Regions from separate parts of the Homo sapiens genome. Here region 2 is linked to region 1. Evidence: chromatin loops called from intact Hi-C (ENCODE). Cell type or tissue: B cell. All regions are shown on one strand. Each heading gives the region's core, and the rest is flanking DNA. Links, peaks and the distances in the headings are about the cores only. Region 1 overlaps KCNJ8-AS1 (KCNJ8 antisense RNA 1). Region 2 holds the start of GYS2 (glycogen synthase 2).

Region 1 (12,490 bases), core at 2,005-10,004:
AGGTTAATTAAGTAAAATTAAAGTTCTGTCTTCCTGAATATTAATTGAAAATACTGGTGTGAACCTATGATGAATTTTACCCTAAAACACAAATTATTTCAAGGGTTCCTTAACTCTGTCCTCAGCAAAGGCCTAGAACTAATGAGTAGTACTAGAACTACTACTAACCTAGTAGTAATGAGTACTTTAGTGCCCATGTTGTGGTCTCTAAAGATGATTTTCCACTATATGGAAAGTGGGGTTCCTGGAGAAAGGACTGATTCCAAAGCTAGAGCAAGAAATTTACAAAATAAACTTGAACTATCTTGTTGAATCAGAAAAGAAGGAATGCCAAGATCATGCCAAAGGACTCACTGGCCAACCTGAAGAGATTCCCACTGCCCTGAAATTAGACAATTAGAGCATCAATAGAACAATAAATACAATCACATCACATGTATTAAACCTATGGTTTATAATAATATTCAAACAAACAAGCAAACTCATTGGCCAACTTTGGAGGATAATATGCAACAAAGTCATTATTTTGAAAACGAGTACGTAAAGGGAAAAAAATCAAATTTTATCCTGCTTTTTCTATATAAATTATACTTTAAGGTAACTAAATGACTAATGAGGATAGGTTTCTCTGTATAGAAATACAGAAATATTCCAGCTAATAAAACAGAAAGGAATGATAGAATTTTTTTGTAAACTATAATGAATTAATGGATTTAGGTAATGATTAATAAGGGCTTCTAAAATCACAAATAAGAAAACTAACCAGGCAAGATATACCTTTCTATGGAAGTGCAAAAAATCTATCAAGTATGCTTGACAAAATAATAATAATAAACTTATTATTATTATTCCAAATCGACTCTAAATCTAACTACCAATTTACTGAAATTACAGAAATATATAAAATGACACCATAGAGATGCAATCAGCAAAATTCAGTTTCTACAACAAATAAATTGCAAGAGTGGGAAAAAAGTAATGGAGAGAAGCCCTATAGATTAAAAAATATTTGAGAAACATAGTAACCAGTGGCAATGTTGTATGAAGCTTATTTCTAATGTGATGCAAAACAAAAACACACTGAAAATAAATTACGAGACAACTGGGAAAATTTGAACACTGACAATACTTGATGATATTTAAAAATTATTGTTAATATTTTAACAATATTAATGCTAAGTGTAATAATGAAATTGTAGTTATATTAAGAATTCCTAGTCAGGCGCGGTGGCTCACACCTGTAATCCCAGCACTTTGGGAGTCTGAGGCAGGCAGACAGCTTGAGCTCAGGAGTTCAAGACCAGCCTGGGCAACATGGTGAAACCCTATCTCTGCTGAAAATACAAAAATTAACCGGGTGTGGTGGTATATGCCTGTAATCCCAGCTACTTGGGAGCTGAGGCAGGAGACTCGTTTGAACCCAAGAGGTGGGGTTTACAGTGAGCCGCAAGATGGTTCCACTGCACTCCAGCCTGGGCACTGGGAAACAGAGTGAGACTCCGTCAAAAAAAAAAGAATTCCTATCTTTCAATGATACTAACATATTTACAAATAAAACTATGTCTTTATTTTGCTATTAAATGACCTAGTATGTTGGAGGAAAGTAAATAAAGGCAGAAAGGAAAAAGGTAACTGGAACTGGTGATGTATATATTGGAAGTAGTTACATAACTCTATTTTGGTGTACATTTGAAAATTTCCATAATAAAAAGGACAAATAACATTGAAATCTTTACTATTAGCCTACAAGGACCTGTATAACCTGGTCCATGCCCACCCTCCTCATCTCATCACTCTTCCCTTGCTCATTCTGTACCAGTGACTTTGACAGCCTTTCTGTTCTATGAATATGCCAAGCTCTTTGTCTAGAGAAATATGTAAAGAAATAATAACAGAATTTTCCAAAAATTTTGAAAGACATCAAACAAAGATACAAGAAGTGAAAGGAGGCAGTAATTATTTGCCACTTTTCAATTAATTCTAATATCCTTAGCTTGTTAAGGCACTCCATTCTGTGAAGACCTTCCACTCCAAACCCAACCTAAATCTGCAGTTGACCACCTGGGTGGACTTCAATGGAGAATAATCTCCTCAATCCCATCCTGACTGACTGGGTTTTGCATCATCTGTGTGACCCCAGAGACCAGCATTAGCAAGCCTCAAGTTAGAAGTTTTTAGCAAATGTAGGTTCTGTGATGCCTTTGAGCTAAGGTGCACTAGATGATAGGGGAGTAATAGTTGTTTCTTATTTAATTTGATGTGGAAATAAGAATGGAATGAAATGGCTATCAATACAATTTCAGAAGTCTTCTAAAGGCACTGTCTTCCTTGATGGTTCTTATTGCAAGGCAACTGATCTGAAGTAGACTGAAGAGGGAGGCTGGCTTTAGAAACAGAGACTAAAAAGTGGGGACACTGGGCCAGGTGCAGTGGCTTATGCCTGTAATCCCAGCACTTTGGGAGGCCAAGGCAGGCTGATCATGAAGTCAGGAGTTCAAAACCAGCCTGGCCAGCATGGTGAAACCCCATCTCTACTAAAAATACAAAAAATTAGGCTGGCATTGTGGTACACGCCTGTAGTCCCAGCTAGTTGGGAGGCTAAGGCAGGAGAATTGCTTGAACCCAGCAGGCAGTGGTTGCAGTGAGCCAAGATTGTGCCACTGCACTCCAGCCTGGGTGACAGAGCATCTCAAAAAAAAAAAAAAAAAAAAAAAAAAAAGTGGGGACATCTGAGTTACTTAAGAGTGAAGAATCAAGAGAACTTAAGTGAAGTACAAAAGAACAACAAAACAAAACAAAAATAAGAATAGGAAACAGAGAAGAAAATGACTGCAAACTAGATTCTTTAATCCCCAAAGATTCATTTATAGGAACACAAAACAAATTTTACTTTTGTGTTCAGGGCCAGCCATAAAGATCCGTCCTTAAAGAGAGTGAGACGAAGGGCACATTGCAACAGAAAGGTGGATGCATACAGAGTTATATAATTTTGCAGCCATTCCACACACCTTGGCAAGGGCCGATGGTTTCAAAATCCAAGAATAGCTCCACATGTGATCTCTGACTGATTGGGAAGAGGAATATGCCTGGCATGGCAAGAGAAGAGCACTCCCAAAAATGATGAGCAAGAAAATCATTTTCTCTGCTAGAAATAGGTCAGAGAACTTTCCAGTGATGAGATCTGGAGATTCAGAAATCAATGGTGGTCACTATTTTGCTGCTTTTTAAAAGGCAGAGGGCTGTTAATACCATTCATCTCATTTATTCAAACAAACACATTATTTGAAAATACATTGTTTTCCAAGCCCTGTACTAGACACAGAGAATACACTACTGGGCAAAAGAGGAATGGATTCTGAGGACAGGTAGAGTATCCCTTCTTTCTCTATCAGTAAGTCAGTTCTCCAGACCTATTTACTGAGAGGCCAGACAAAGGATTTTTCTAGGCTCACCTTTCTTAGCTGCCTCTTCTAACAATCCCTGTGAAGTAGAGTTTAAAGTTGACTGAGTCCATAAGAGATTAATGTACAGTAATTAAGGATGTAAAACAATGTTCTCCAATGGCCAGAATTCTTTACTCTGCAGAATTTATGATATATGGCAATGAAAATAACTAAAACCTTCAAAAATTTAGTACTCAAAACAGGACAAAAGAGCTAGATGAAACTTGTCTGCTTTACCACCACTACTATAGTCACTTTAATCCCAAGATAGGTAACTCAAGATTGGCTTCAGCTGTTTTGTCTAGGCTGAAGGGCAATTTATATTATGAAAAAAAAATGACAGTATCAAAGAATAAGTTCAGTTGTCTGCTTTATTCCATAAATATAAATTAAGCCATTAAAAGTAAGTTAGCTCCTAGAAAATGAGCAGCTTTTTGTCTGTGAAAACTGGTATCAAAATTAAAGAAACAGGAAAAAACAGCCCCACTTAACAAAAAAAGATACAATATCCAAGAACCATTAAATGCTCAGATTATGAGTAGATACTTTTCATCCAGAATTGATGACCAAGCATGGGTCAGGCTAGTCAAATACTCCTGAGGTTCCCAGAACATATCTGGGAGCAGAATATCCCAGGTAAGTGTGAAAGCAATGTGCCAACAAAGACTTTCGTTCCTCAAATGCCCCAGCACTTTAATGTTGAATTGTGATTTTTTTCTACTCTCAGCTTTGGCCTTGTTTTTGTGCCTGTACCTGCTTCAGACAGATCTTCACAAATAGTGCCTTTGGTCAGTTAACCATAGGTGGTATGAGGTCTAGATTGCGCAAAACTAACAAGAACTTGAAGACAACTATCTTATAAAACTGAAATCAAAGGGCTTAAAGGACATTCAGTTTGTTGATAAAGTAGATATCACCTTGTAGAAACTCAAAAGGCCATATATAAGGAACATGAATAAACATTTTTATTTATTTATTATTTTTGTTTTTTGAGATAAAGTCTCACTTACTCTGTCACCCAGGCTGGAGTACAGTGGCTCAACTCACTACAACCTCCGCCTCCCCAATTCAAGCGATTCTCCTGTCTCAGCCTCCCAGGTAGCTGGGATTACAGGCACCCGCCACCACACCTGGCTAATTTTTTTTTTTTTTTTTTGAGACGGGGTTTCACTCTGTCGTCCGGACTGGAGTGCAGTGGTATGATCTCGGCTCACTGAAACCTCTGCCTCCCAGGTTCAAGCAATTCTCCTGCCTCAGGCCTCCCAAGTAGCAGGGACTAAAGACGTATGCCACTATGCCCAGCTAATTTTTGTATTTTTAGTAGAGAAGGGGTTTCACCATGGTGGCCAGGTTGATCTTAAACCCCTGACTTCAAGTGATTTGCCCACCTTGGCCTCCCAAAGTGCTGGGATTTAGGTGTGAACCACCGACCATGCCTGGCCTGATTTGTTTGTTTTTTGTCATTGAGATTGGGAGGAGGGATAGGAGTTGGTGTTTAAAGATATCACCTAATCATTTCCTTGCATACACAGGAAACATAAAACACAATTTTCCCTCATGTTGGAAGTTGAGTGCTCTCAGGGCATAGAGTGAAGGAAAGTCCTCATTTTGCCCTAAGCAAATGTTTCCTGGGTATGTGGCTCCAAGGGAAGATGCCAATGCTAAGTTCTCTAAGAGTACTAGCAAAATGCTTCTTGCACATCATAACTGCTTCATAGCTATCTCTTCAGTACTTTTTCCCTGGTGATCCCTAACCAAGGCTCCCACAATGGGAGCATCAGAGCTTGCACATTGGCCTTGCAGAAGCTATACCACCACCACCACCACACAAAAGACTTGGATTAAGATCCCAAATGCCTCCCCCAATAAGAGCCGTTTCAAATCTCCAAACTATTGTCTTTATTATCATAGTTTCCATAAACAACCGTAATTAAATGCATACTAGGTACTAGTGTTTTACATTTAGTAACGCTAATCTTCAGAATTTTCCAGTTTATAAAAGAGTTAACTGAGGCTTAGAAGGTTTAAGCAATTTACCTAAAACTACAAAGTTAGCAAGTAGTGGAGTCTTGGTTGAACTATATGTCTCAGTCTTAAACTTATCTTCTTAGTAACTCGACGTCTAATGAGAAGATAAGCAAAACAACAATTTTAAGCTTATGAAAATCAATAAAAAATCATAAATTAACAGAAAAATACAAATTTTCAGCACTGCTGCTACATTTTCCAGTTCCCTTTGTCTCTAGCTGTGAATGATTTCACGGAAAGAATAGAGATGAATACGTTCGGACTGAAATAGAAAATGTTGGAAGCACTCATTTAACATTGTGCACAGTATTTCTAGAGAACTTCCAGCAGGTGGCAGTATTTAAGAACATTACTGGTAGTCACAACTTTGGCAGCTATTGCTGCAAAGAGAGATTGGGTGTCAAAAGTCTTTTTTTTTTTTTTTTTGAGACGGAGTCTCGCTCTGTGGCCCAGGCGGGAGTGCAGTGGCGCAATCTCAGCTCACTGCAAGCTCCGCCTCCCGGGTTCACGCCATTCTCCTGCCTCAGCCTCCCGACTAGCTAGGACTACAGGCGCCCACCATCACGCCCGGCTAATTTTTTTGTATTTTTTTTAGTAGAGACGGGGTTTCACCGTGTTAGCCAGGATGGTCTCGATCTCCTGACCTCGTGATCCGCCCGCCTCGCCTCCCAAAGTGCTGGGATTACAAGCGTGAGCCACCGCGCCCGGCCCAAACAAAAGTCTTTAAACTTCGGCCCAAACTTGAATTTCCAGTTATTTTATTCATTGTCCTTGGAAAGTTTCAAGAGCTAAAACATTACCTTTTTCTTATAATTGTTTAATTTGAGGTTCACTTTAACTTGCAGATATGGAACAGTGGTTTCAATAAATTACAGTAAATTTAGTTAATCTTACTTTGGAAATTGTGTAAGGTCTTTGATGTTGTTCCAAATATCAGTTCCTTCCCTGGAATTTTGTGGCCTAAGCCTCAGAGCAGTATTCAAATGGCTGTTATTTTGTATTGTTTCTTAAATATCTAGAAAATATGTGAAATACAGGGTCAGGCTCTGTTGACAATGCACAGGAATCGTTCAAAAGGCTTACATTATATGCTTGGCCTAGAAACAAACAGAACAGTTTGCCACATTTTCCTAACAGTTAAAACCTCTTGCAAACTATTCCACATTCAGCATTTCTCTCTGCTCTGCAACACTCATCCCTCAGTCCTGTTTAGCAAACCATATACCTTCTGTGATCATCACTGTTGTTCCCACTTCCATCCATTACACTCATTCTCCCATTTAAAAAAATTTCTTGCTTTACTCTTTTTCAATCCATGTACACACCTTGCTTCAAAATACTTTTTACGAAACATTCCCTAGGCATCATTCCTTGACTGCTTCTGTGTTCTTCTTTTGCAACTGTGTATTTTCTTGGAATGTATAAAATCAATTTTCCCATAATGTACATGTTGTATATGTTTATCTTGCAATTTTCAGTTGAACATGTGTCATAAGTATAGGTAAGCAAGAAGGAAGATTTTACCAAAGAAGAGAAAGTTGTCAGTTCATTAAGACAAAGTCCATTATGTTTTCTTTTCTGTATGGTATCTCTCAGAATTAAACTCATCCATTGTATTATTTTCTTCCTGTCAGTTTCATTGCCAGAGTCATAATAAACTTGAAATGCTCTGACATAATTAACTAGCTGGGGAAAGGAAGAACATAACTGTCAGTTAATTTAGGAAATGACTATGCTTATCATTGCTCAGATAATGTGTTTGTGTCTCACACACATTCTCATTTCCCTTTCCTTGTAGGTACATCGTGACAGGCAGAAAAAATCAATCTTCTGTTAGAAATAGTTCTGTAACTTATTTTTCAAACAAACTAAAAGGACTTTAAAAAAACAGCATTGAAAGAAACTAAGTGTGGTTTAGGAAGAAAGGAAATACATTTCTAACCCAATTTATGCAGTATAGTTTTCCCCCAAGATTACCTACTTACTTTCAAATACATGCTAACAGGCTGTGTTTATACAGCCCACACATAGATGAGGAAAGCTTACACAGTAAACTCCCCAGCTTCTGGGAGGACTTTGTGGCTCAGTAAAAATGACAGAAGGATTCCATGGAATGATATAGCTCTATATCCTAAACACCTTTAATCCAAGGGTTTATATGAATTTGTACAATAGCTACTAGGTATAAAAATAGTGTAGTCTATGCGTCCTGGAATAATCAACCAATATGAAGCCACCAGAAATGTATTCAGCTGGTAAATGTATTACCCTTCAGATGGGTAAAGTGTTTCTCATGCATTGGCAGTGGAATGCTCAATGTTTGGGAATGGCTGGAATAAATAAGAGGTTTTTTTAATCCTTCCAGAGTTATCTGTATTTTAAAAGTTTATAACTAATGAAGTGTCCATGTCTTGAGTTTGTGTGCACACGCACATGTGTGTGTGTGAGAGAGAGAAAGAAAGCAAGAAAGAGAGAGAGGGAAAGAGAAAGAAAGAAAGAGAGAGAGAGAGATCCTTTTTGGGAAACCACTGATGAGGCTATCTGGACTCTCACCCTGGGAAAATGTCCACATGCATATACGCACAATTTTATATAAAATTCAGAGGTTTTATGGGTTTACTCAAAGGTTAGAAAGACTTACATCAATTGACATGACTTTAGGCAGTGCAAAAGTTAAACTAAAACTCTTCAGGAAATAAAAATATTAGGCACATAAGACATTCCCTGGTTTAAACACATAACACACACACCCACCACACACACACAGCCAGAGTTCTTGAATTCAGTTAGGAAGATGACGCATCTAAAGTCATCATTAGCTACCTCACACAAGCTCTGACAACTCCAAATTGCTCCTCTCCCTAGTTTACAGTTCGGCATTCCAGATCTCAGTGTTTTTGCTCCTGCTCACCTCCTCTCTCTCCTAATTCAGCTCCACCTTAAGAGCACAGACCCTGTCTTTCAGAAAGCCTCACCTGGCTGCCTAAACCCTTTCTGTTCACAGCAAGGCCAGATGCCCCAGATATCGCCTGCACAATAACACATCATTTCATGTTGAAACCGGAAAAGTTCCCTTGTCCCCCATGCAGGGCATGAGATGGGGGTGTGGCTCACTTTTTCAGGTGCTCTTTTATTTTAGCCATCTGTAGGCAGCCTGCGTTAGCTCAATTAGACTCCCTGCCTTATCTCAAGGACAGAAGGCTTTCTGTACCCTGGGGTTTCTTGCCTTGGTGTACCCGAAGAATTGGATCTCACGTGGGCTTGGAGAATGAATGCAAGGTTTTATTGAGTGGAAGTAGCTCTCAGCAGATGGGGGAGCCAGAAGGGAGACAGAGTAGGAAGATGGTTTTCCTGTTGGAGTCAGGTCACTCAGCAGCCGGGCTCTCCTCTGACCACCCCGTCCAAACCCCACGTTGTTCCACCTGTCGATGGCCTGCTGGTGCCTGTCGATGTGCTCTCGACGTCCAGCTGCTTGTGTGTTCCTCCGCCAGTGTGCTCCTCTTGACGTCCAGCTGCTTGTGTCTCTGCCTGGTAGGGTCTCAGGGGGTTTTATAGGCACAGGATGGGGACGTGGCCGGCCAGGGTGGTCTTGGGAAATGCAACATTTGGGCAGGAAAACATAAATGCCTGTCCTCACCTAGGTCTGTGGGCGCAGGCCTGGGGATGGAACCCTAGCCGGGAACGGAACCCTAGCCGGGGACCATAGCCCTCCTCTACCTAGCACTTCCCTGCTGGCCTTCCGTATCAATAGGGCCTCTAAACTGTGAGCGATTTGAGTACAGGAACTCTGAGTTATTTAATTCTGTGTCCTCAGATCTTAACTCAGTGCCTGGCACTGAGAAATGTTTTTGAATGAATAACAGTGCACATATGCGTGTGATACATGCACTCAGTATTTAAATTCAGGTGGCTTAAAGTTCACAACCCTTGACTTTGTGTTCAAGAGAACTTGAAACAATACCACAGCCTTTGAACAAGCTTGTTTAAAAGGAGCAAGTACTCATGAATAAATTATCTTCTGTCTCACTTTCAGCAAAGTATACTTTGAAAGGAAATGGGCCAGTTCCCTTATAGGTGAGTTCTCAAGTGGTCAGTTTTTGGTATGTGAATTTTTATGATAAATATTTCCCTTTCCTTTTCATTACACTATTATCGTTGTATAAAGAAGTGTACCTGTCTGTGGCATAAAATTTAAAAGATATCAAAAGATAAACAACACAAAGTAACCTTTCTTCCTCCCCAGAAGCAACCATTTGTAGTATTCATTAACCTTTCACACAGAGTCTAGGCATATTAAAAAATAAATGACATCTTTTGTTACATTTTAAGACATACATTCAGAGAAATATTTCTCAATATTTGACAGCTGCCATAAGGAAGAAATAGCATGTAGAGGTGCTTCTTCAGAGACAGGCTGAGTCTAAGGTGCCTGTAAGGATTCCAGGCAAATGTATCCAGAAGATAGCTAAAATAGAGGTCTGAGACTCAGGAGAAAAGGTCAGGTGGTAGCCATCAAGGGTAACAAACTGTTGATGCCACTGGAATGGTGTAATAGCTCAAGCACCATAGACTGTGGGTGAGATGCTGGCATCACACTAAATCCTAGGAACCACCAATATTTAGGACAGATGCAAGAAGAGCTAATAACCAAACCCAGGAAGTCTAAGTTAGGGTCACCCTAACGGCAGATTTAATAGCAGTAGATTTTCAAAATCAAAGGAAGAGAAAATTTTACACTCTACTCTTTAAATTACACTGATATGCACTAAAAAGGCCAGTATTGTGAATACTGAAAAGAGAAAGTATCAGTAGTTCAGTGAGATGAAAAAAAAAAGTATCCATCAAATACCTATTGACGATTACTGTGTGCTAGGAATGTGGGAATATAATAGGGAATGGTACTGTCCTTTTACAGGTTCGAATTTCTGTGAAATTGTAAGTCTGCAGGCATGCCCTAAGATGATCTTTCTTCCACATGGCTGGTGGAACATTCAAAGTGGAGAGATCAGTCTCAGGTTGCCCTGATGTGAATCATCCACTTACACTTAGGAAGATTTTGAAAGCCTTGTAAACATGTATTTTCTAACCTGTTCAAACTTGGGTCTAGGAAGAGAGGTCAGGAATGCATCAAGGTAAACATGCAAAACATATCAAAGAATAGGAGGAAGAGAAGGAGGAGGGGGAGAAGGAGCATTGCCAACGGGTCTGAGGCTTCCATGTTCTCATATCATCTTCATTCATTGGTCTGTTTAACAAAAAAGGAAGCCATTGTAAAGATATAGAAAAACCGAAACATTTTTCCTACTCTCTACTGTCCACAACACAATCCACATGGAACACTTCTGTGACCTCTGGTCTGGTCTCCAAAATGTGTGAGGATTTCTCTTAACCAGCAATGAAGCAATTCTGACACCAGGTATGTGTAGATTTTCCCCACGCCACAAGCAAACAAGCAACTCTGCAGCAGAAACCAGCTGAGTGTCCTTTAATTCTATTCAATTCTGAGACTATTTGCCTAGAGATAGCATCAGATCCCACAGAATGAGGGCTCAGTCCCACAAGACTGCCCTCCCACTTCCGATGCCAACCAAAAGCCCCAGGTTATTTTACCCGTGCTTCTGAGCAACTGGCTATAAATCAGGATTCCCACGCTCCCTCCTCAGGTTTGATTAATTCGTTAGAGCAGCTCACAGAACTCAGGTTTATTTACCAGTTTGTTATTAAGGATATTACAAAGGATATGGATGAAGAGATACATAAAACAAGCCATGTGGGAAGGAGAGTGGAGCTTCTATGTCCTCCACAGTCATGCCACCCTCCAAGAACCTGGAAAGTCTCAGAACCCAGTCCTTTTTTGTTTTTATGGAGCCTTCATTACAGAGTCATGACTGATGAAACCATTGGTGATCAACTAAACCTTCAGCCCCTGTCCCCTCCCTGGAGGTGGCAGGGTGTGGGGAGAAGGCTGAAAAATTCCAGCCCTCTAATCCTGCCTTGGTCCTGAAACTACCTAGGACCACCAGCCACCAATCAACTCATTAGCAAACAAAAGGACACATCACTTTGGAGATTCCATGGATTTTAGGGGTTGTATACCAGGAAACAGGGAAGAAGACCAAATACACACTTCACAATATCACAACCATTAAATTATTTCCTATAATATGTCTTGAACTCTTTCACACACTGAAGATACAGAGATGACAGATGAGCCTCTAGAAGTTTGCAGTGTACAAGTAAATTAGCAGACTATACCTGCTGATATTGAGAGGTGACAGCGCACTGGCAGCCCTCACAGCCCTCACTCGCTCTTGGTGCCTCCTCGGCCTTGGCGCGCCCACCCTGGCCTCGCTTGAGGAGCCCTTCAGCCCACCACTGCACTGTGGGAGCCCCTTTCTGGCCTGGCCAAGGCTGGAGCCGGCTCCCTCACCTTGCAGGGAGGTGTGGAGCGAGAGGCGCGAGCAGAACTGGGGCTGCGCAGAGTGCTTGCGGGCCAACGCGAGTTCCGGGTGGGCATGGATTGGGCTGGCCTGCACTCCGAGCGGCTGGCCGGCCGTGCCGGCCCCGGGCAGTGAGGGACTTAGCACCCGGGCCAGCGGCTGCGGAGGGTGTGCTGGGTCCCCCAGCAGTGCCGGCCCACTGGCGCTGCGCTCGGTTTCTCCCCGGGCCTTAGCTGCCTCCCCAAGGGGCAGGGGCAGGGGCAGGGCTTAGGACCTGCAGCCCGCCATGCCTGAGCCGCCTCCCCCACCCCCACCCCCACCCCCACCCCCACCCCCCAGCTCTGTGGGCTCCTGTGCAGCCCGAGCCTCCCCGATGAGCACCGCCCCCTGCTCCACTGCGCCCAGTCCCATCGACCACCCAAGGGCTGAGGCGTGCGGGCACACGGGGCGGGACTGGCAGGCAGTTCCACCTGCTGCCCAGGTGCGGGATCCACTGGGTGAAGCCAGCTGGGCTCCTCAGTCTGGTGGGGACTTGGAGAACCTTTATGTCTAGCTAGGGGATTGTAAATACACCAATCG
Region 2 (11,661 bases), core at 3,662-11,661, 73 kb after region 1:
AATGGTGTGAAGAAAGATCTCTCAGTTGTTTCTAGGTCAGGGCTTTCAGCAATTCCTTGCAAGGAAGAAACTAGGAATGAATAATGGAACTATCTTTTGTGTTTTGCTGCATAGATTATGCCTAAATTAACTTTTTAAAACTTGTTCATGTTATTCAATGTGAATTCACTCTTATGTAACTAATCCTGTAGTCTTCATAAAATTCTGAATTAGCAAAATTCTCCAAAGATTATTATGCATTAAATATGTTAACTGGGCGAAAGTCTCCTGAATTACACTCAAACCTCTGCTGTCTGGAGTTTTCACCAATAAACTGGATGAGCAGTATTCCTCATAGAATTTTGTTTTAATGAGTCCAATTTCTGTCTGCTACATTGACTCTAGAGAATGAATTAATTGCACCAGAAGATGATTAGTTTCTGGTCAGATATAAGGAGGCCAATTTTCCATGAGGAAATTTTTCAAAAATATCATTTGGTAAATAATTACCATCATAAGAAGAGTAAAATTCTAGTCATTACAATCTTCTGAAGCCCTCAGAAAAAAAATCCAAAGAGAATGAAACAGATATCTAGAACAGATAACAACTTCCTCTTCCTGTTATTCTGCAAACTGCACTACTCCTCCCCAAAGGAGACAAAAATACTTATTTTAAGGTGCATTTTGGTTGAGGTGATGTCTAATATTTTACACAATCAATATAAAATTCCTAATTTCATATGTATGTTCTAGCACCTCCCCAAAGCACCTGTGGCGTAATGAACTGTGGCAGGTATTGAACTAGTAATTCGTAAAAACTTAAAAAGCCATTCTTCATCATTTGTAGAATTCACCCAGTTTCAAATGTGTAGACTTTTTTCTCTTATAGAAGTATTTGGCTTTTTTAAAACTCATAATTAAGATTTATATGGTTGAAGACAAAATAAACCTTAAAGACTACTTTCGAAGTCTTTTCCTATTTTTCCACAAGTAATATTGTGAAAACTATATGTCCTATTTCTCAACAATGCCTAATTTTAACCAGTAGCAAAGTTGATGCAATAAATGCTTTCAGAACAAACAGTATTTTTGACTTCAATCCAGAAGTTAATTTGTCCTAGGGCTTAAAGACTCATAAAATCAGTTTTTAATGACATAGCTACTGTCTACATGTATTTGCCAATCTTTCCCCTGAAGATGAGAACTGCTAGGCTAATTGCCAAATAGATAACACTAATATATTGCTCGTACTTTTAACTCTTCCATGGTTGTTTTGGAAGAGATTGCATGCTTTACATCTGGAGTGTTGATTACCCAAGCGGTATCTGCTTGTATTGCAGCTCAATCATTTTTGACTGGGTCAAGCCTCAGGAATAACCTTCCCTTTCTTATCAATTACTTTTTAGCTAATTAGGATGTTATAAAATATATTTTCAGGAAGAAATCTTTTTTTATAAATCATGAGGTTTTGGGGGAAAGCAATGTAAGGTCATGAATCAATTCACCAATTGCTTTGGTGAAAATTAGTTGCATGCCTATACCTGATCTCCAGAAATCTGTGGTATTTTTGTTCTCCAGCCAGGTGACCATGTTTCCAGGATGAATGGGAAACCAGCTTAGTTCATAATCCAAAAAGTAAGCATTCTTAAGGTTTACCTTCATTCATAGAATACATTTGAGTTTATTAGCAAAACCAAAGGTTCTAAATATTATGTCTTAAAAAATAAATAAAACCTTTTTTTGCCATAAAAATGTTAATATGCCTTGTGGGTAGGATAAATAGCGGCATTACTTTCATCTCTAATTCATTAATTCATCATTGATTTATTAATTCAATTGTGGTTTTAACTAGGCAGCTATGCATACATTTAGCGAAAAGCTGATTTCATTTAAAGAAACTTGCTGGAGATCACACATCTAAAAACAGGCAACTCCCCAAATTAAACCAATGCTCTTATTTCTTAAGATATCCTATGTTGAAGCATGTATTTACACCCCCACCTGTTTTCCTCATACTGTGTTAGAAAGACTTCTTAAAACAAATAGAACATATTTGGCATCTGTGGGCTAGCATATAAACTTAGAAAAAAAATCTCTTGACAGTTTCTAATATCCCTCTACTTTTTATCAACTTTCCACCCTAAATCAACATCAAAGGGTTTTATTATCTCTTATCAGGAAAGTGATTCCACAATATTCCTTGGAAACTATTTAAGTGTTACAGGAACCATTTGTTTTCTAGTCAAAGTGCATATGGAACAGCCAATCACATAAAGTATAGTGACTGAGAACCCAGTACTGATCTTGTGGAAGATATAATCTTATAAAAACATTAAATGTGAGTATAACTTAGCATTAAATCTTAATATCTAATTTTCCCTCAAAATCGTGATAATAATAGGGCTGGGTAATGTTATGACTGTTAGGACTTCTCCTCTTGGTCTGACACTACCACATCCAGAATTTGCGTTTAGTGAGAATGTGCTTTTATGCCTTCTCCATATGCAAATAGAGATTAGGTTGACAGAAACAGCTAAATTTAAAAAAAAATGTGTTCTCAAGGAGATATTTGACTTGTTTTGATGGTAAAGGAGTTACTTGGGATCTCATGTGTTGTGGGTTTCATCAAGGTGGGGTAGGACTGATTCTCAGGTTTGCCTAACTACATTGAGCATTAACACAGAAGGTAAAAAAGGTAACTACCAAAAGGCATTCCACCTGACAGAAACTAATTTAGTGCCACACCTGTACTAACATTCGAATTTTCCTCTTTATATTAAAAAAAATTTTCATCGACTCTTTCTTTCTCTTTCTTTCTTTCTTTCTCTTTTTCTTTCTTTCTTTCTCTCTCTTTCTTTCTCTCTCTCTCTCTCTTTCTTTTTTGAGACAGGGTTTCACTCTTGTTGCCCAGGCTAGAGTGCAATGGCGTGATCTTGGCTCACTGCAACCTCCGCCTCCTGAGTTCAAGCCATTCTCCCGCCTCAGTCTCTCGAGTAGCTGGGATTACAGGCATGCACCACCATACTTGGCTAATTTTGTATTTTTAGTAGAGATGGGGTTTCTCCATTTTGGTCAGGGTGGTCTCGAACTCCTGGCCTCAAGTGGTCCACCTGCCTTGGCCTCCCAAAGTGTTGGGATTACAAGCGTGAGCCACTGCGCCCGGCTTTGTCAACTATTTTCATGACACCATTTTGGAAAAAAAAGTTTAACATTGCCACTTATATTACTTGACTTGTTTATCTTTGTAATACTTGGCATTTACTCATATGTATATACCACTGTATATTTTATAAGCCTCTGCATAGCATATATGCTTCTGCTTCATACAAAATCACCATGTAAATAATATTTGACAATATTTCATATCTTAAATTTGGTGGAGAATGTCAGAAAAGTAAGCCTGTTGTTCAGTATTCCTAGCCTTCATATCAGCATCTCTCACCTGAGCAGAGCGTGGAGAAAAGAGAGCCTAGATGGCAGCCAACTGATGGTCTCCTGCAGGAGGCAGATGAGCAGCTTGAGCTGGCTGGCCATCAGGTTGACTCCATGCATCTGGCTTGGAATCCCTGATCTCTGAGCCGATGCAGGCTTTGGCAGACACTGTGCAAAGAGCATTCATACATGCTCATTTAATCCCCACAACAACCTCGTGAAGTGAATATCATCACCCCCATTTCACAGTCTACTAAGTAGTCCACTTCTAAATGAGACTGGCTTGACTCCAAAGCCCTAGTTTTTTTTTTTTTTTTTTTTGAGACGGAGTCTCGCTCTGTCGCCCAGGCCGGACTGCGGACTGCAGTGGCGCAATCTCGGCTCACTGCAAGCTCCGCTTCCCGGGTTCACGCCATTCTCCTGCCTCAGCCTCCCGAGTAGCTGAGACTACAGGCGCCCGCCACCGCGCCCGGCTAATTTTTTTGTATTTTTAGTAGAGACGGGGTTTCACCTTCTTAGCCAGGATGGTCTCGATCTCCTGACCTCATGATCCACCCGCCTCGGCCTCCCAAAGTGCTGGGATTACAGGCGTGAGCCACCGCGCCCGGCCCAAAGCCCTAGTTTTTAACAATTTTACTCTGCTCCCTCTTTCCTGGTAAACTCAAAGTGTCATCGAGCCTTGGCTTCCACTCTTGGCACGTAAGCTCTTATCATTGCACATTTTCTCTCCAGGCTCTGTTTTTGTAAACTTTTATTTAAAAATATTTCTTATATTGATTTTATTAAAAATTCCTTGGGAGAATAGAGGACCGTACATGGATGTCACAGAACGAGATAAGGACGAAAGCAACACATTTGATTAAACGTCACTGGATGACTTGATCTCTTCCCAGAGAGATATTATCCCTCTGCTTTCTCTCTTACCCAAAATCTTATTTGTTTACTTCTTTATCCATAGGGGCTATAGCTACCTTTCCTACATTTGATTTTAGCCAAAAGGCCGAGAAGCGATAGCTACCTTTCCTAATCCCTTCATCTTGTGTAGCAAAAGAGTTTAAAATAAAATTAGAGAAGAGGGATCACAAACCAAAAGCTCTATTCCAAAAACAAGTTCTGAGTATACGGGTAAAATTCAGTCTATACTAAGGTAATCTCAACAGTCAAGGTCAAAAATCTCTCTCACGATCTTCAGTGTGATGGATGGGCATTGTCAGCTTAGATTGTAAGTTTAATTTAAGGATAATTTCTTGCTTTGCCTTTGGCTGCTTCCTGATCAGCAACTCCAAATGCACGTGGAAAAAAAAATTAACTCAGGAGCTTAAGTGTTTCTAGAAACCTGACAGTTAATGTAGGCCCATGGAGACTGAGATGACTGTGATGATTTCAGGAGAGATTTACCCAGCTCCAGCTGATTATTTCATGAAGCCATGCAAATAGAATCCAGAGTGGCCAGATCTGATTTTTGAAGAGAAATCCAAAGGTTTATGTGAAATCTCTTTTGAAAGATGTTTGACTCTTTTGTGGCAACACTGCATGTACCAATCTAAACTCATCGCACCATATTGCGGCCTCTGCCTTAAAAGTTGACCCTTCTGGAGCTCTGCTTCATGTAGTTTACCCTATCCACCCTGCACCTCCTCTTCCTCAGAACCTACCACTCCCATGGCTTCAGTTACCAACTGTGCCCCAGATCTCTCATCTCAGGTTCTTAGTAGGCATAATATTTAACTTCTTACTGAGCATCTGGCTGGTGTCTCAAACTCACCACATCGGAAAGAGAAGTCATTCTCTAATGTCTCAAGCAAATCTATTTCCCTCCCACACTCAATATTTCTTATTGTGGTACACTGCATGACCATCCACTTGGTTGTCCAAACTAGAAACCTAGGCATTGACCCTTCCCCACAACCAATCAACTCCACAAACTGTTACCTCAAACATACCTCACTACTCACTTCTCTAATCTCACTGCCATCACTCTAGTGCAACCAGCCACCTTCTCTAGTCTAGACACACTGGAGTCATTTTAACTGATGCTGGGTTCTAAAGCCAGCATATAAGGTAGGGATTCTGGTCAAAATGTGTGTGCCAACCCTTCACCACATTCAGCCAGTGAGACACTCAGATTCTGAAAAGACTGACTGTAAAAAACACAGTCTCCCAGCGGCTCCTCAGTCTGGGTCATCCTGTCTCTTCACTGAGTAAATTATTCCAGGCTATGTAAAGTGTTATTTCTTGTTTTTTTCTATCTTCTGTTTGTCTAGCTGATATAATTAAATATTCAGGAGTTAAATGTTCACATAATACATCTCCATAATGCTACAAACACATCACCTTAAGTTTCATCCCTCCTTTAACTCATTCTCAGTTATGCAGTGAGAATGATCTTTGGAAAATGCAAATCTGTAGAATGATCCACTATTTGAAATATGTCATACCATGGAATCAGTTCTCTGAAAAAAATTCACTCTGGTATTGTTTGTTCCAATTTTTTATTGAATAGTTACACAAAAGTGTTTGCTTCGTATTAACTCACTGGGCTATAATTTCTACACTATGCTATTTATGTGTTCCACTTCCATTTAAAAGTTAAAACTATAAATAAATAAAATAATGCAAATCCTATCATGCTTTTCCTTATTATTAAGATAAATTCAAAATTCTTAGCCCCTTCCCACTTCTCCAGGTTCATTCCTATATCACTTTCTACCTCAAGTTTGCTGAATCTAAATATATTGATCTTTCAGTTTTTTGAATTTACCACATTCTTTATTTCTATTGGTCTTTGCATGCACTAGCTCGTCTGCTAGAAACACCTCTTCCTTAGCTTTTCCCATTTTCGATCTCAATTTAAATATTATTTTCTCAGGGACATCATTCTTAGTACTCCATATCGAGTTAATTCTATTGTTACATGCTCTCACAGATTCTGTATTCCATTCACCACCCTCAAAGTCCTTTAGTTACTTGTTTAATACATACTTTCTGTGCTAGAGTGTAAACTTCATGAGAGCAAGAATCATGATCATAGTACCTGACATATGGCTTTTAATTCTCCAGTTTCTGTAGTAACAACATCACTACACACATAATAAAGTACATACAAGCAATGTACAGATAACAACATAAAATTATATAGAGACACTATGTGGGAAAACAAAGGTACTCTCTCTAACCTTAAAAGGCAAAGACTAAATGCTAAATAACTAACTTTCATTTCTGCTTTTATGACATTCAGAAGAACGCAGGGATTATCTACCAAATGAATAAAGTTTTACATTCTAGAATATACGAGTGATATGCAGGCTTCATAACCTCAGTCTCCAAGCCTCCTGCCTTATACTTCTCAACATTCCATTTTTTGTAGCAAAAAGTTCCCTGCTTAAAACCTCCCAATGACTTCCTACTACAACCAAAATAAAATCCAAGCTCTTGACCAGCTTCTCTATGATCCATTTCCTACTTTCCTCTGACCTCATCCCCTCCAGGCTTCCCCTCATTCATTATGCTTTTGGCTTCAGCCACATTGGTCTTCTTTCTGTTTCTGTAAGAGTTAAAGGCTTTGCAATCACTTCTCTCAGATCTTCAAATGTGGCCACTTTCTCATCATTTATATCCTAATTCAAATATCACTTCCTCACAAGGGTCTTTCTTGACCTCCCCACCTAAAGCACTCATTTCTATCCAATAGCACTCACTATTGTTTGCAGTTTTTCTTCTCCAGAAATTTAGCAGAACCTGAAATAACATAATTTGTTTACAAGATTAATGTCTATGTGTCCACATGGAGGCAAAGACTTATCTACCGTTTATCGAAAATATTCTCAGTGATGAGAATAGTAGCACATAGTAGGTGATCCATAAATATGTTAACTAAGTTATTCTGGATATGCAGCTGCAGGCAAGTCAAGCCTTGGAAGTCTAAAGGCTTTTTGGAAGACTTCTAAGAAGATTCCAAAAAGTCAAAGCAAATGTGTGGTTTTCTAAATGTATTTAGTGACCTCTGCTGGAATACTTACCAAGGGAACCAAATACAAGTCTTCATTTGTTCCTACTTGCCCTCTCACTTCTTTTCATTGGGTGATAAAATGTTAGCATAAGTATAAAATTTGGTATCAGGGACTTTTGTGAGTGCTTCTCCCAACTTGGAGAAAACCCATCTCCCTTTCTGTCTGGATGACTGTTCTCTTTCTGCTCTCATCTCATCAATTTGTGCTTTTAGCACAAACATTATAGGAGAATGTTCAGGGATATGGGAGGAAGAGAAATTTCCCTGATTCCTCTTCAAATCTTTTTGCACAAATGACTGCCTTTCTCTGCACAAATACCTGAACAAAGGGAATTCATCCAGATACTATGGATAGATGAAGATATATCCATCTCATGGATATACTTCATATGGTTCCATTTATTTTACCTCTCTTAACCCAATGAACAACTTTGAAAATGATATTTACCATAAACAAGCAAAGCATTGGCAAAGGATGTTCTCATGTTGAGAATAACAGGATCAAGAGAATAAGTCTACTATGAGGGATCATTAGGAGATGACGTGTGGCTGAGAGTGCTGGTACTTGACACAAAAACGCCAAATGGGAACTAAAGACTAGAAATTTCGAAAAATCAGAATAATGAGTGTGAGTGTGTGAAACAATCATGTGTATTTAATTCATTTATATGATTAAACTTTTGAAAACTGTGTTACTCATCCTATATACGGTATATATATATATATATATATATATATATATATATATGTATACGTTTATTGCAGAAAATGTGTAGAACACAAATAAAAATACCACACAAATATCAATCATAATTACAACCAGTTTAAGACAACTATTGTAAGAGTTTTTACATGTAGCCTCCCGTCTTTTGTTTATGTCTATTCCAGCCTTCTATTACATATACTTCATGAACAGAGGTATAGAGTACATTTTCACAAAATTAAATCAATCATACTACTTATTTTATTTTACATCCTACTTATTTTCATTTAGGATGTTATAAAATATACTCATTGATCTTAAGGTCATTTTTCTGAAAAAAATGTTTTCTCTAGGCATTTGATCAGGTAATATATACAGGTGGTACAACTTCAAAAAAATGAAAGAAAAGTAAAGCCTTCTTTTTACCCCTTTCCTTTTCAATGGTAACCTCTGCCATTAGGGAAAGCTTTTACTAAACCATCATATGTGTTATAAAAAAGGCTAAGATTACTAAAGTGGTTGGCATAGTACCAGGCACAATGTTAAGTGACTTATATAGATTATCTCATCCCCATTTTATCAAGAAAACAAAAACTTAGGTAAGAAATTGGCTCAAGTTTACACAGCAGATAAGTGATGCCACAAGTGCCTAACTCACAACTAAGCAGTTGATACCTGGAACAGATTGCAAATAAATAATTCAGCCTTATCATGTAAGCTGGAGAATATGGATCATTGTGCTCCTGTAGCCTGTGTGACACTGGATGAACCAATCTCAAGGCTCCTGGAACAGAAAACTGCAAACGTGAAACTCTATCACTGTCATCCCATTCTCACTCCTGTCAACATGTCCTTAGATTTGGTTTTACTGGAATGTGCACTTGCAGGACTCTCAGAGGTTATGTGAACATAAGCAAACCATTTTATAAAGGAGACAATCATTTTGATCATTTGGGATCATATGTTTTCTATTTTAGTACTTGATTTTTTTTATTAGCCATATAATCTTTTTCTCACAACGCAAACAAATGGATAACAAACTATGTACTTAAATGTACTTTTCTGGACAAAGATAAGAATCAACTGTGTCACAAAATCATAGATGACATTTATTTATTTTTGTTTTAATTAATTTTTTATTTTATTTTATTTTTTAAGAGAGTGGTTGTTCAGGTTGGCCTTAAACTCCTGGGCTCAAGTGATTCATCCCCCTCAGCCTCCTGAGTAGCTGGAACAACAGGTGTGTACTACCACATCAAGCTGACATATTTAATCTATTTGGCTTACATAGATTTATTAATGTAATATAATGAAATGTGGTTCTGCCCATCTTGAGTCATTAAAATAAGTGTAAGTCTATAAGACCAAGTATATAGAAAATAATTTAAAACCTAATAAAAGGTGCTAAAATAGTATTATCAAGTAACAAATTACAATTCTGATTGTAATTCTAACTTAAAGGATATTTTGTATGAGCTTCAGTTCTGCTGCTTTAGAGAATAATAATGTAAAAATATTGATTTTAGCTACATCTGTAAAGATGGCTCAAAATTAAGCTTGCTTGTGAATGCACCAACTCTCTGTAGGTACAATATAGGATATATGTGTATGGGTGTGTAAATAAATTGGAACATATATATTTACAAACATAGAAACACAAGGGAAAAGCAAACATATGCCATTTATCTGCAGTCTGATCCTGATGATTTTTCTTCCCATGTTTGAACATTTACATTGACTGAATTATTCTTTATCAATTTGATAATATTTGAAGGAAATGTACAAACATGACAAAGATTTATTTTTACTACCTCATTAAAATTATTGACTGATGATTATTGACCAGTCAAAATTATGTTTTTTTTCATGTTACACCCAAAGACATACTCAAATTTATGCTTTTTTATAGGGAAAGTTTTAAGAAAAGTAATTGAGAAAAGGGGGCTCAAGATCTCTGGCTATCACCAAAATTCAATTTGTAAGTGTAGAATAAAATAACTAGGAATATTTTTTAAAAGCTCTAGAAATAGGAATCAAAAGAAAGAAGAATATTTAGGAAATCCAAAGGGATTTAAAGCATAAAAATATGTCCCAATCAGTCTACATGTAATCTAAGGAGGCCTGCAAACTTAATGAGGGGAGTTGCCAATATTGTATCACTTTGGAAATGATGAAATAAGCATTGGTAACTGTATGAATCTAGGAGTCTGGTCAAAAGGACAAGGGCTAAAAGGCTGAACTTGGGTCATGCCCTGCCTATCCCAGGAAGTGCTTACCTATGTCCTGAATCAGAGGGTTTTTCTGTTGACAGCTCTGGATTGTTTGGGTAGATACTGACAGGGCAGATACCGTCCTCACAATACCTGCCCAGAAAGACGAGAAAGAGGAGGAAGAATTCCTCCTTCCACCAGGAATTCTGTGGGAAGCACATAAGATTTCATGCTACTAGTTTATTCCCAAGAGAAGCTACCAAAGCCTGGTAACTCTACCAACTCTAACTTTTGTGCCTGTAAGTTCTCTTCTCCTGGGATTACAACTAATTGAAACAGGAATTCAAAGGAGTCTCGGAGGACTGTAAGAAGAATGCTTCGAGGCCGATCCCTCTCTGTAACATCCCTGGGTGGGCTTCCCCAGTGGGAAGTCGAAGAACTTCCTGTGGAGGAGTTACTGCTCTTTGAAGTTGCTTGGGAAGTGACCAATAAAGGTTTGTACTGCTCCTGAAGGTGGATCAGTACACCTTCACTAGGTGACTGAGGAATGTAGAGTAAGATTTCACAGATAACTCTCTAGTGATAACCAATTGCTAGTGAGTGAGGAAAGCATTTAAACGGAATATATATTTAGGCTACATTTAACCTTGTCTATTACAACAGGCTATGAATACAGACTTGTGTATGTGTTGAAGAGGGAGAAAGTTGAAAATATTAGCCATTGCCATGGAATGTGCATTTAAATTAAAATTTAAAATCCATATTATGACAACATAGAAATAAAAAGTTAATATTTACATTTTTTGTTTTAAAATTTTTCTCAGCAAAATAGTATAATTAAACATTTTATTTTAGGAAGATGTATATGTGATTAGAACCAGTTGGAAACCTCAACTCTACATTCTGTTAGTAATTATATGAAATGCTTAAGAATGTTTCATATTCACAATTAGCTTGGAATTAATGTTTTAATTCAGGAGCTTCTCAAAAGGCAAAATACTGTGCTCCTTTCAGAATGAAAGTAATTTTTTTCTTCAATGCTATGCTTATGTAGGAATTATAAAATAAAGAAAATCAAATTGATAAAACAATTTGCGAGTGAGGTATAACCTCATCTGTGCTGGGTAAGAGAAGGCAAGGTAGAGAACCACAATGTAAATGATTTTGAAAATAAAGACATCTGTAAAATTATAAAACAATTCCTTGTGGGTTTATACTCTCTAGTTTAAAAGTGTCAAGACTATTGAAGGAACATTAGCAAAGAAAAAGTCATGGTTTTGAAGGCTGAGTTCCTCAAGATCTTGAAGAATCAAGCCAACTGATTGCTG

What was found. Peaks named below come from ENCODE experiments on the same cell type or tissue, not always from the same donor. Only the 100,000 strongest peaks of a DNase experiment are listed, where the experiment ranks them.
Region 2: it touches region 1 in a loop (9-fold over the local background); 89 of 110 quality-filtered maps call a loop at or near these places.

What each region holds. Positions count from the first base shown.
Region 1 is chr12:21,673,864-21,686,353 of GRCh38, reverse strand. The region is part of intron 1 of KCNJ8-AS1 (KCNJ8 antisense RNA 1); the gene reads right to left. Among named protein-coding and RNA genes, the nearest start is that of KCNJ8-AS1, 18 kb to the right of the region's middle. In B cell, for the core only: CTCF peaks have their summits at 5,564 and 5,768 (motif pointing right); a DNase peak (open chromatin) is centred at 5,793.
Region 2 is chr12:21,603,638-21,615,298 of GRCh38, reverse strand. It overlaps GYS2 (glycogen synthase 2), which reads left to right and starts at 10,452. Exons shown (of 16, transcript NM_021957.4): 1 at 10,452-10,827. The coding sequence starts at 10,707. In B cell, for the core only: no CTCF peak of the experiment used is centred there; no DNase peak of the experiment used is centred there.